2 separate regions of the Mus musculus genome follow, and region 2 is linked to region 1. Evidence: chromatin loops called from intact Hi-C (ENCODE). Cell type or tissue: heart. All regions are shown on one strand. Links, peaks and the distances in the headings refer to the core of each region. The heading gives the core; the rest is flanking DNA.

Region 1 (5,304 bases), core at 305-5,304:
TCTATATACTCATTTCCTGTTTGTAAACCTCAGAAAAGCTTAAAATGTTTTATAATGTGAATCTGTTTTGCCATCCTTTTTGAAAGATGCTTCTCTTCCCTTTTGACCAGTAAATAAAGTGGGATACTGTTTAACACATTCTGTTACACACTAAAAAAAATGACTCCAATTTAAAAAAGGAATATTTTCAATGTATTTGCTTATTTTCTCAGTGCTTGTCTTAACTAGCCATAATACACTTAAATTATTTTAAACAGGTAGGCTCAAATTACAAAGGTACACCTTTAAGAAACAAGTTTCCTTTCTTCTTTTGCTTCCTGCTTTAGCCACATTTTCACCCACTCGACCACTAAGACATCTGCAGTCAGAGTCTTACAGATGGTCCAGAACATTCTGCTGCTCCTTAGAGAAACCACCACCCACCCACAGCAGCAACTGCCAGCTGGTTACTTTTTAGCTTTAGTTAAGGAAAAATCCGAAAAAATTCAAGTAACTCTTGTTTCTTTCATAAACAAATCTACTAATTACCCAATTTCTGGAGATTTAAAAAAAATGGTGACATATGACAGCTGTATTTTTAAATGTCAGGAGTTTAAATTGTTACTGCTCGGGTGGGTACCTCTAGTGTTTGTAAATACAAAGGTAATATATTAACTGGCACATGAAAATAGCAAAATAAAAATGTGTTTCAAGTCATTCAGAGAAATACTTTAAGAGATCAAGAATGTATATAGTCAAATATGGTGGTACATACTTTTAATCTCAGCACTAGGGAGGCAGAGCCAGGTGATTATCTGTGAACTTAAGGCCAGCCTGGTCTATCAAGTGAGTTCTAGGACAGTCAAGTCTACGTACAGATTCCAACAACAACTCATAAACAAACATAAAGAATGTATATAAAGAACACATAAAAATGAGTATCTTGTAAAGACATATAAACTATTTGAAATTACAGAAAGTTTCTATTCTTCCTGAAAATTAATGTACTTGGAGCTTGAGGAAGAAAAGCAGTTCTTTTTTTGTTTGTGTTTTGTTTTGTTTTTGTTTTTTGAGACAGGGTTTCTCTGTGTAGCCCTGGCTGTCCTGGAACTCACTCTGTAGACCAGGCTGTCCTCGAACCCAGAAATCTACCTGCCTCTGTCTCCCAAGTGCTGGGATTAAAGGCATGTGCCACCACCGCCTGGCTGAAAAGCAGTTCTTAAAGTTGAAAGGAACACAATTTGAGAGAAAGAGCACATTGAATGAAGACCAATTTATATGCTCCTTAAAATCGTGGCTATGCTGTGTGTGTGTTCAAATTAACAATCCAAAAAAGGACTAACCTAACCCAAACCAGTTATTTCTAACATATGGCCAAGAGTCGGTAAAATTTTTCTTATGCTGAGCACTATCAAAAACATTTGCATCACATAAAATCCTAGTTGTCAAACATGATACTAACATAGAGTCATTTGAATACATAGGGTGTGTGCATGCATGTGCTTTTGATATTATATACAATCTCCAACCACTAACAACAAAAGTACAATTACATAAGTGTTAGGAGTACATGACTGCTCATGTTCAAAGCAGGTAAGTAAAGGCTTTTACCCTAAAAAAAGTTCCTTTAGGTTCTAATATTCTGACTTCTAAGAGACAGAATTTTTATATCAAATTCTTTAGAATGACATTATAAATAAATATATATATGTGCGTGTATGTGTATATATATATATATATATATATTGCTTGCTCTGTGCCAACACTGAGATAGCATTTGTTTTAAACATGAATAAGACATGATTCCAGACTCAAGTTCAAGCTGGCAGGAGAGACAGGTAATTGAACAAATAATACATCCTAATGAATACTGCAAAACTATGTCAAGAGCTATCCGAGTTCATTGTACTGTCAATGTCACCGGAGGGAGTCTAAAAAGAATCATCTATGAATTGGGTTTTGATAGATGATAAGACAGAAGGAAAAGCAAGCATTCTAGCAGACTATATGGACTCACATGGCACAGTGTTTGGAAAGGAATTAGGGGTGGCAATAAGATGACACTGAAAAGGTAAAATATGATGAGATAGGATGGTAAAAAACCCTGATGAATCGATATGCTTAAATTAGAACTTGAAAAAGTTTCAGGCGAATACATGTCACAGTAAGTATGGAAGGCTGAGGCGGGGACACCGGTTTGGGGTGGAGGAAGGGCAACTGTAACAGTCACAGTGAAAGAAGCAAAAAAACCTGGTGCAGTGTGAGTGGAATACAGAACGTAGGCAGTTCTGAGGTCCGTGTTCTGGAAAGGAGGACGGGAAGAAAAGAGAGTCCTCACTCTTGAGGAGCAGACACAGATGCTGGTAGCAATATAAAAAGCATGTGTCTTTCAAAGAAAACCTTAGAATGGGATAAAGAAAGAATGCGTGCAGACCACACACACCAATAAGCATCCTGTCCACACACATCACTCTGAAAGCAGAGAACTGCACTGTTCTTGAAAATGGTGGAATGCACACACTTGGAGCTTCTGAAACATTTGTCTGGAGAAAACCAGTTTTTCAACTTGAAACCGAATTTGGAAGGCCGCTGAGGGACTCAAACGATCCCAGCAGCTCCCTCAGGACCGTGGCTAAGTCCCAGGCGCAAACGCGGTCAAGTGTGCTGAGGTAAACTCAACAGTGACAAGTCCCTCAGGCCACCGCCCACGGAGCTCCCGAGTGGCAGGAAGGGGAACCCGGAAGGGGTGTCCCGCGGCGTGCAGGCCCAGGGTTTTCAGGGAACTTTCCGTACCTCAGTTCCCGGCAGGACCTCAGGGAGAGCACGGAGAGAGGAAGCCCGGCTCAGAGGCTCGCCCACGCGTGTAGTTATTCCACTGCGCTTCAGTCCCCCTGGGGCGACGACCACCCGCGAGGTGGAGTGCCCACGGAGTGGTCTCCGCGCCCTCGCTGCGCCTGCTCAGCGAGCGGACGCACAGTCCTGCTCACACAGCGGCGGGACGTACGGGAAACCCACTCGTCTCGGCCCCATCCCGGGCGGACCAGAACCTCCGCGACCCGCAGCCGCTGAGCGACAAGCCTCGCGAGACTTCCCTCTGCTGGTTCCCGAAGGCCCCACCCCCGGTAAACGGCTGGCCGTTGATTGGAGAACGGGGAGGGGGCGGGGCTTCTCTCCTCGCCCCCCTCTCAAGGTTTTGCTCTGCCGCTCGCACACTCTCGCGTGTTTTCCGAGGGGCTACCGGCCCGGACTGGAGGCGGAGAGGGGAGGTTGGGTGGGTAGGCTCTGCCTGTCCAGAGCCGAGGCTGGCTTGTCCCGGCCGTGGCTTAGTACTTTGTGGGGGGATCTCTCGGGTCGTCCTGACCGTTCTTCCCTACGGTTGATTGGGAACAAATGTTAAAGGCTTTTTTTTTCCCCTCACTTGCTCCGCCCTCTTCCGGTTCGGCCTCTGGTGGCTTCTAAGGAGAAGGGAAGATGGCGGGGCTGTGCGAGAGCGCCGTGCGCACGCGCGAGTCCGAGTGCGCTCTTGTGCTTGCACGCGCATGCGCGCGCCCCTGCGTTTAAGCAGCCGGAGTGTTGGGAGATGAGCCGGGCAGTCAGTCTTCTGCGGGTTGTACCAGACCGACTGTGCGCCGACTCCCCACCCACCCTCGTCCGCCTTCTCTCTCAGCCTCCGTTCATTCACTGCAGGACCAGGCACGAAAGTAAGCGAACCTCGATGCCGAGGTCTTCCCCATCCACTCACCTCGTTCGCCGCCCCCCACCCCCCTTGCAGTCAGGTGTGTGCAGAAGGTTTGCAGACAGGGACTTTGGCGGGGAGGGGCGGTGCGTTCCAGAGCAGCAGGAGGTAATAGCGGGACCCTAAGGTGGTTTGTTACCTTGAACACTTGCTGTTTCCCAGGTGCTTTAGAATGTAGGTTTAAAAAAAAAATTTTTTTTTTTTTGGTCTGTAAAATTTTAGGAGCGAAGCAGGGCAGTGCACCACATGTTCTGTGTTTATAAGAAAAAGTTTTAGAAGTGTTTTCTCTTCGCCAGCATGGGATAGCATCTGCTTGTTGTGGTCTACGTGGTGAATTACTGTAGTGTATTGCAAGTGGAGGGAGAGGATGAGTTTGAAGCCATAGAAAGACGCAATATGCAGTTACCGTAGGAGATGTGTGTCTATTTTGGGTTGTACTTTTGCTGTCAGTCTTTTCCTGTTGATTTCCCTTAGCCCCTAACAAGGATCACCATAAATACATTTGAGGAATTAGATCTGTGATTTGTAGGCATAAGAATCAAATACAATGTGCACAGATGTTTTCTTCTATTTTAAGTGCTTTGTAAAAGAAAAAAAGAAGTATGAACTAACTTCATTTGGTAGATAGACTGCATGGTATGATGTGGCATATTCTTTGAACTGGCACCATTACTTTGGCCTTTTTTGCACAAAATTCTCAGAACTTAGGATCCGTATCAAATCTTGAAAACACACTTAAGTGAGAAATCATTTATGATAAATGTTATGTGTCATCGTTTTGACTAGTTTGTTTATCCTTTTACAGGTTAAAACAAAATGAAGATTTTTTCTGAATCTCATAAAACAGTGTTTGTTGTGGATCACTGCCCATACATGGCAGAATCCTGTAGGCAGCATGTGGAGTTTGATATGCTGGTGAAGAACAGGACCCAAGGCATCATCCCTTTGGCTCCCATCTCCAAATCCTTGTGGACTTGCTCAGTAGAATCTTCCATGGAATATTGTAGAATAATGTATGACATATTTCCTTTCAAAAAGCTGGTGAGTGTTATGAACACAATTGTGATGGGATGATGTACTTAATTAACTGTGTCTATAATTATTATGTGAATTTACTGTAGATTTATAACTGTATAGTTCAAATGTATGTAGAGCTGCCCTTTATGATTAGTGCAGTGTTGGTATTTAGTTGCAGACAGCAGTAATGATGGCGCTGAGCACTTACAAGATCCAGGTGTATCCCAAAGTACTGTATACCTACTGGCCTCTCCAACAGTCCAGTGAAGTATGTACTATCTATACATGTTAGGCCATATATAAAGTATGTTGTAAGCATGGAACAGGCACTGAACTTTGAGAACAATTGGGAATGTTGAGGTTATTTTGTAGCCCTGGCTGTCCTGGATCTCACTTTGTAGACCAAGTTGGCCTTGGACTCACAGAAGTCCACCTTTCTCTCAAGTGCTGGGATTAAAGATGTGAACCATTTCCCCAACTCCAAAAAACTAAGTTTTTGTTGTTGTTGTTGCTGGTGTTTTGTTTTTCTTTTCTTTTGTTTTCATCAGTAAGAGGAAACATTGACATTTGAT
Region 2 (5,377 bases), core at 317-5,316, 150 kb before region 1:
GACATCATCTGAGCAAAGATGAAGAAGGTAAGAGCCTAGATCTCACAGTATGGTTGGTAAGGATAGGCAGGGACCCACCAATGCTCACATATACACCATTTACGTTTAAGTGAATTTACTGATTCCAGTTTTCAGTTAACCAGTACCAAACATTAAGCCTGAAAATTCATAACTAGAACCTGACAGACAATTTTTTCAACATCCATTTATCTAGCAGACCTGTATGAAGCACAGTGTCTGATATTAACACCTGTGACTTCACATTCTCCGAGACATTAAATGACACTCCAATATTGAGTATCCATGGCTGAACTTCTCTCATTTTACACATGTACAAAACTCTATTCCAAACCTTGCTTCAGACATTATCGGAATAGCTATTTATGGAAATAAAAACTGAAAGGTCTGAGACTGACATCAACTCAATTTCAACTTCATAATTCAATCCAAACAATATCTAATGCCAAGTAGCCTTTAGACACACAAGATATAATACAACAACTGAAATGTTGCAGCAGGGAAGGGGTATTCCTAATTTCTCATTTTGAATCTACATGGGTCTCACTTGATGGCTACAACTAATTAGCATGAAAAGTAACTTTCAAAGTGACTAAATTTTACATGCCAAAAATAATATTTCCTTTGCTGAGTGTGGTGGTGCATACCTTTAGTCCCAGCACTGTGGAGACAGAAGCAAATGATTTGTGTGAGTTACAGCCAGCCTGGACTAAGTTTCAGAACACCCTGGAACTATACAGCTACACAGTGAAACTCTGTCTCAAAAACAAACAAAAACCACAACTCATTTACCTAGGTTTTCACTTCGTTGGCATTCCCAAAATTTAGATGCATTTTCCGAAATCCACTCTTTGCAACTACAGACCTGAGCAAGACCTTCCTGAATGACAATGGGAGGTAGTGTGTAAACCCATGGTGTCTAGGCCAAAGCAACTCTACTACTTACTGTCTACCTGACTTTGACACCTCATTTACTCCCTCAGCAAGGTGGGAGTAATAGAAACGCTCCCTCTGGTAAACAAGATATATAAGCGAAGGGTTTGGCAACAGAGGCCCTGTATAAAGTGTTCTCTTACAGTCTTACCATCCACCAGGTCATCCAAATCATCTGCACAGATGCCTTTTCCTCCTGAAACCCTTGAGTTGTCTGGTAGGACTGATCCTTCCTTCCTTGGCTTCAGTAGGAATTTTATATTCTAGTTACTGGAAGTGGAGTCACATGTTTCTCCCTCAGGACAAAGACCACAGCATTTGTGTAAGGCAGGCAACTAACCCTTCTCTCCCTTCATCCCTCCTTCCAATGCTTGTAAACAATAATATCCTGGCAATCAGCAGAACCTTTACCTGGAGATTGAAGTGCCCTGTAGCCTGTATATGGCAGCACTGATCATGCCTCACTAAATACTTCCTTGGGACTTGAACAGAAACTGTTGGGGGAACAAAGAAGAAAGGATAGGAGAATATACCTGCTTGTTTAAACACAACTCTGCTGCCTTAAGCTTGCTTTCATCATCTCACTGAAAGAGACCATGGTGCTTTTCATATAAAAATTCAAGGGCAGGCTTTCTGCATATGTCTAGTCTAACCCAGTCATAGCTTGCCCATCTGTTGATTTGAAAGTAATGCTAGGATTCTCAAACAGCAATATGCTTGCTTAACTGGTCCTACATTTATGGAAAATAAACTCATTTAACATTACAGCAAGATACAAAAATCCTCCTGGCTTTGGTGTCTTCAACTTTTCCTAGCTCTGTGAGAAGGCACTTGCTAAGGCATGTTACCAATTCTACTAACAAGATGTCACTGGTCTTTGAGAGAGTGGAACTTTTCTAAAGAAAAATGGCCAAACTGAGACTAATGCTTTATCATTTTGGTTTTTTATCATTTTCCTTTGTTCTTAATGTCCCACTTTTTGAAATTAAAATCTAGTATTTAAAAAGCTGCAGAGTTTGGTTTTTGAGAAAGAACTTAAAGTTGGGTGGGTAGAGAGGAGGAGAGGATCTGGAAGGGCTTGAGGGAGAAGGGACTATGATCAAAATATATTTAAAATTTAAAACTGTTTTAAATAATAAAAACTGCAGAGAACACCTTTTTATTTAGACAGCCTTAGTTTCTATTCTTTGGCTTATTTGTAAGCAAACTCAAGAAAACAAGTGCTGAGACTTCCAGTATTCTATTTAATGTGGTTTTTCTGAGTCTAATTTGTTCATTACTTAACAGCAAGGCCTTTCAAAAGAGCACGGAAACTACACCGAACTATGCTTCTCATTCTAAACACATCCCAACAAATGGGATGCCTAATCGGGCCTCTAACTAGGAGAAAAAACGCTCAGCAGAGCGAAGGCAAATACCAAACTTTTATCCCTTGTACTTCTTCTGAGACCAGGATTTTCCAAATAAAAGTACTTTTATGACCTCGCGCAATATCATAATTTATCGTATATTTAACTAAATTATCTCCCCAAATAGACACAAGAGCAACTAACTCAAATAAAGTGCCTCTTGGCCACGAGGGAAAGAGCATAATAAACTTAATTGTTTTATATATCCTGAGGCGTAAGAGAAAAACCTTTCCATTTAGGCTTGTGCGTGAGACATCAAGACAACTTGATATGCAAATTGCAAGGCTTATTGACTTAAAGTAGGGAGACCTGACCGATTTAAGCCACGACTGCCAAATAAGGGGTAATCACCACCTTAAAACCATTGAACTTTGTTCGCCTGGCTTCTTGGCAGTCGTGTGGCTAATACCAGAGCCAAATCCATAAGTGGCTTCTACCGAAACGCGTCCCAAGTTGCAGAGGAGCCGGAGAGCGCGCCGGCTCTGCACCGAGTGAGTCCCGAGGGGCGGCAGCAGCGCACCTCTACACCAGCCGCTGCTCCAGACCCACCTCGCATCTCTTCACCGCGTTTCTCCAAACTTCGGGACCCAAGAGCGACCCCGCAACAGAGAAAGTAGCATCGGTGACAGGGACGCCGCGGCTCGGGCACAGTTTGCCGTCGCTGTGCACCGGCAACTTTGTGCCGGCGAGCCGTGCCCTCTGCGTCCGGAGGGGACGGGAAGGTGGGCCCGGAGCAGGACGCGCGCGGGGCTGGCGGCTCCGCTCCCGGTACGCAGGCTGCCGCACCCGGCTCGGCGAAGGCCCCGGTGACTGACAGGCGGTGGGGGCGCGGCCCCGCCTGCAGCCCGGGGACGCCGCGCACGGCCGCGGTTCTCCGCTCCGCCAGGGACACCTGGGCTGGGCGCCGCGGGCTGTACCGCGCCAAGCCCCTCACACCTCCCCGCAGCGAGCGCCGCCCTAGCCCCGCGGCCCTGCCCCGCGCCGGCGCCGGTGCCCTCGCCCGCTCTCACCTGCCGGTGTCGCCCGCGCCCGCTCAGCCTCCTCCTCAGTCACCGCAGCCCGCGGCGCGCGTCTCTCGCGCCAGGCCCCGCCTCGTCCCGCCCCGTGAGGCGGTGCCAAAGCGGCCGCGCCAGAATCTCGCGAGACTTGATCTCCTAGATTTTTTTTTTTAAAGGGGTCGCCCCTGACGTCATACGCACCCAGGCGGAAGTGTCCTTCTGGCGTCAGCGCCAGTACCGACCCCCACCTTCGCGGGCGGAAGTGTAGGTTGGTCCAGGAACCTGAGCTCAGTCTAATCACTACTGGGCGTTGTAACGTTCTTGTCTCATGGCCCTCTCCAGTTCTAACTGGTTCTGCCTGACCCTGAGAGAGGCCTGGTGTGATGGAGCTCTCCTCAAGGCAATGCAAAGATGGCTCCATAGAGGAGAGATCACCAATGTAGCAGCTCTGTGACTTCCACGTCTCTATAACTGAACCCGAAAGGCTTAGGAGGATTTAGAATTTAGGAAGACCACAAGAAACTTACCAGCATACATGAAAATTTGCTAAACTTACCTGAAAAATCCCAGAGCAGTTGACAACATAACATACAGCATTAGGCTAGAAAATTGTCGTCGTCATTGTCTCTTCCCTTCGCATCAAAGGTAGGCAGGCAAACTTCAGGACCCGCGGACTAGCCAAACACTATACACTGTGTGTCCTACACACACCTACTCTTAATTTATACATCCAGCACAGTAAGAGATTAACAACCGAACCATAGATTTAAGCAACCTCAACAACATTTACTTTAAAAAAACAAACAAACAAACAAACTTTGACGCCAGGTACAGTGTTTCATGCATGTAATCCCATCACCAAGGAGGCTGAGGCAGAAGCTGCGGCAAGTTTGAGACCAGCCTGGGCTACATAGTGAGTTTGAGCCCAGCTAGAGCTACAGAGTGAGACCCAGTCTTAACAATACAAAAGCAGGCTAAATCTTATCTTTGATGTAGACAGCCAGCTGCTCTTGTGCTTTGGGGCTATTATGAAATAAAATGAGGATTATTGGAACAAGGACCATGCCTCCCAGGGGGCCAGGAGTTTCACATACACAACATTGACACTCCAGAGGAACTGCTAGCGTCCTGGGAGCAACACAGTGAGGGGAGTGAGAGACTTCATTGGCTACTTAGAACGGCATTTTCAGTTTAAAACTGGTGAATCATTTATTTCTGGAATTTTCCACTTCATAATTTTGGAACATGGTTGACTGTGGGTACTGCCAAAGTGAATCTGTGGATAAAGGGAGAAGAGTGTGTGATATTTAGAAAATCACTTTCCCATGGAGAACACAGGGGAGAGTTTTGGGAAAGTGACAAGAGTTTTGCTTTTTAAGATAAAACTGGTCTTTGAGTAAGACAAACCAATATTCCCAATCACTATTAACAAATCCATTCTTGGAGCCGGGTGTGGTGGCGCACGCCTTTGATCCCAGCACTCGGGAGGCAGAGGCAGGTGGATTTCTGAGTTCGAGGCCAGCCTGGTCTACAGAGTGAGTTCCAGGACAGCCAAGGCTATACAGAGAAACCCTGTCTCGAAAAACAAAAAAAAAAAAAAACAAAAAAAAAACAAAACAACAAAAAAAAACAAATCCATTCTTCAAACAGTGGGATTTTATGAAATACCCTTAGCTTTTACACTATTAAAACAATATATGCAAGGGCTAGAGGATGGCCCTCTTCTGCTCTCACAAAAGGCCAGAGTTAGGTTCCCAGCACCCACAGCAGATGGTGCACACCTTAGTAACTCCAGTTCAGGAAATTGGATGCCCCTTTTCAGCTACCAGAGGCACCTACATACATGTACATGTGCACACTTACACAGAGACACATATATACAATGTAAGGGTCCAAAAATCACTGAAGGAAGAGCCCAGACTCAGATAGTATGCAAAAACAAAGAGTGTTTATTCCACAGAAACATCCAGTATGCAAGGGTCAACCATTCTTTGAAATGACGATCCCAGACAAAGGCAG

Evidence for each region. Peaks named below come from ENCODE experiments on the same cell type or tissue, not always from the same donor. Only the 100,000 strongest peaks of a DNase experiment are listed, where the experiment ranks them.
Region 2: a loop joins it to region 1, with 2.8 times the contacts of the local background. A loop is called at or near these places in 4 of 42 quality-filtered maps.

Annotation. Positions count from the first base shown.
Region 1 is chr6:146,575,677-146,580,980 of GRCm38, reverse strand. It overlaps Ints13 (integrator complex subunit 13), which reads left to right and starts at 3,146. Exons shown (of 18, transcript NM_138757.2): 1 at 3,146-3,680; 2 at 4,521-4,756. The coding sequence starts at 4,532. It overlaps Fgfr1op2 (FGFR1 oncogene partner 2), which reads right to left and starts at 3,070. Exons shown (of 7, transcript NM_026218.2): 1 at 2,773-3,070. In heart, for the core only: a CTCF peak has its summit at 3,423 (motif pointing left); DNase peaks (open chromatin) are centred at 2,760, 3,140 and 3,470; H3K4me3 peaks cover 3,710 bases; H3K27ac peaks cover 2,514 bases.
Region 2 is chr6:146,723,041-146,728,417 of GRCm38, reverse strand. Stk38l (serine/threonine kinase 38 like) reads right to left here and starts at 3,488. Exons shown (of 14, transcript NM_172734.3): 1 at 3,371-3,488. In heart, for the core only: a CTCF peak has its summit at 3,380; a DNase peak (open chromatin) is centred at 3,467; H3K4me3 peaks cover 1,979 bases; H3K27ac peaks cover 1,936 bases.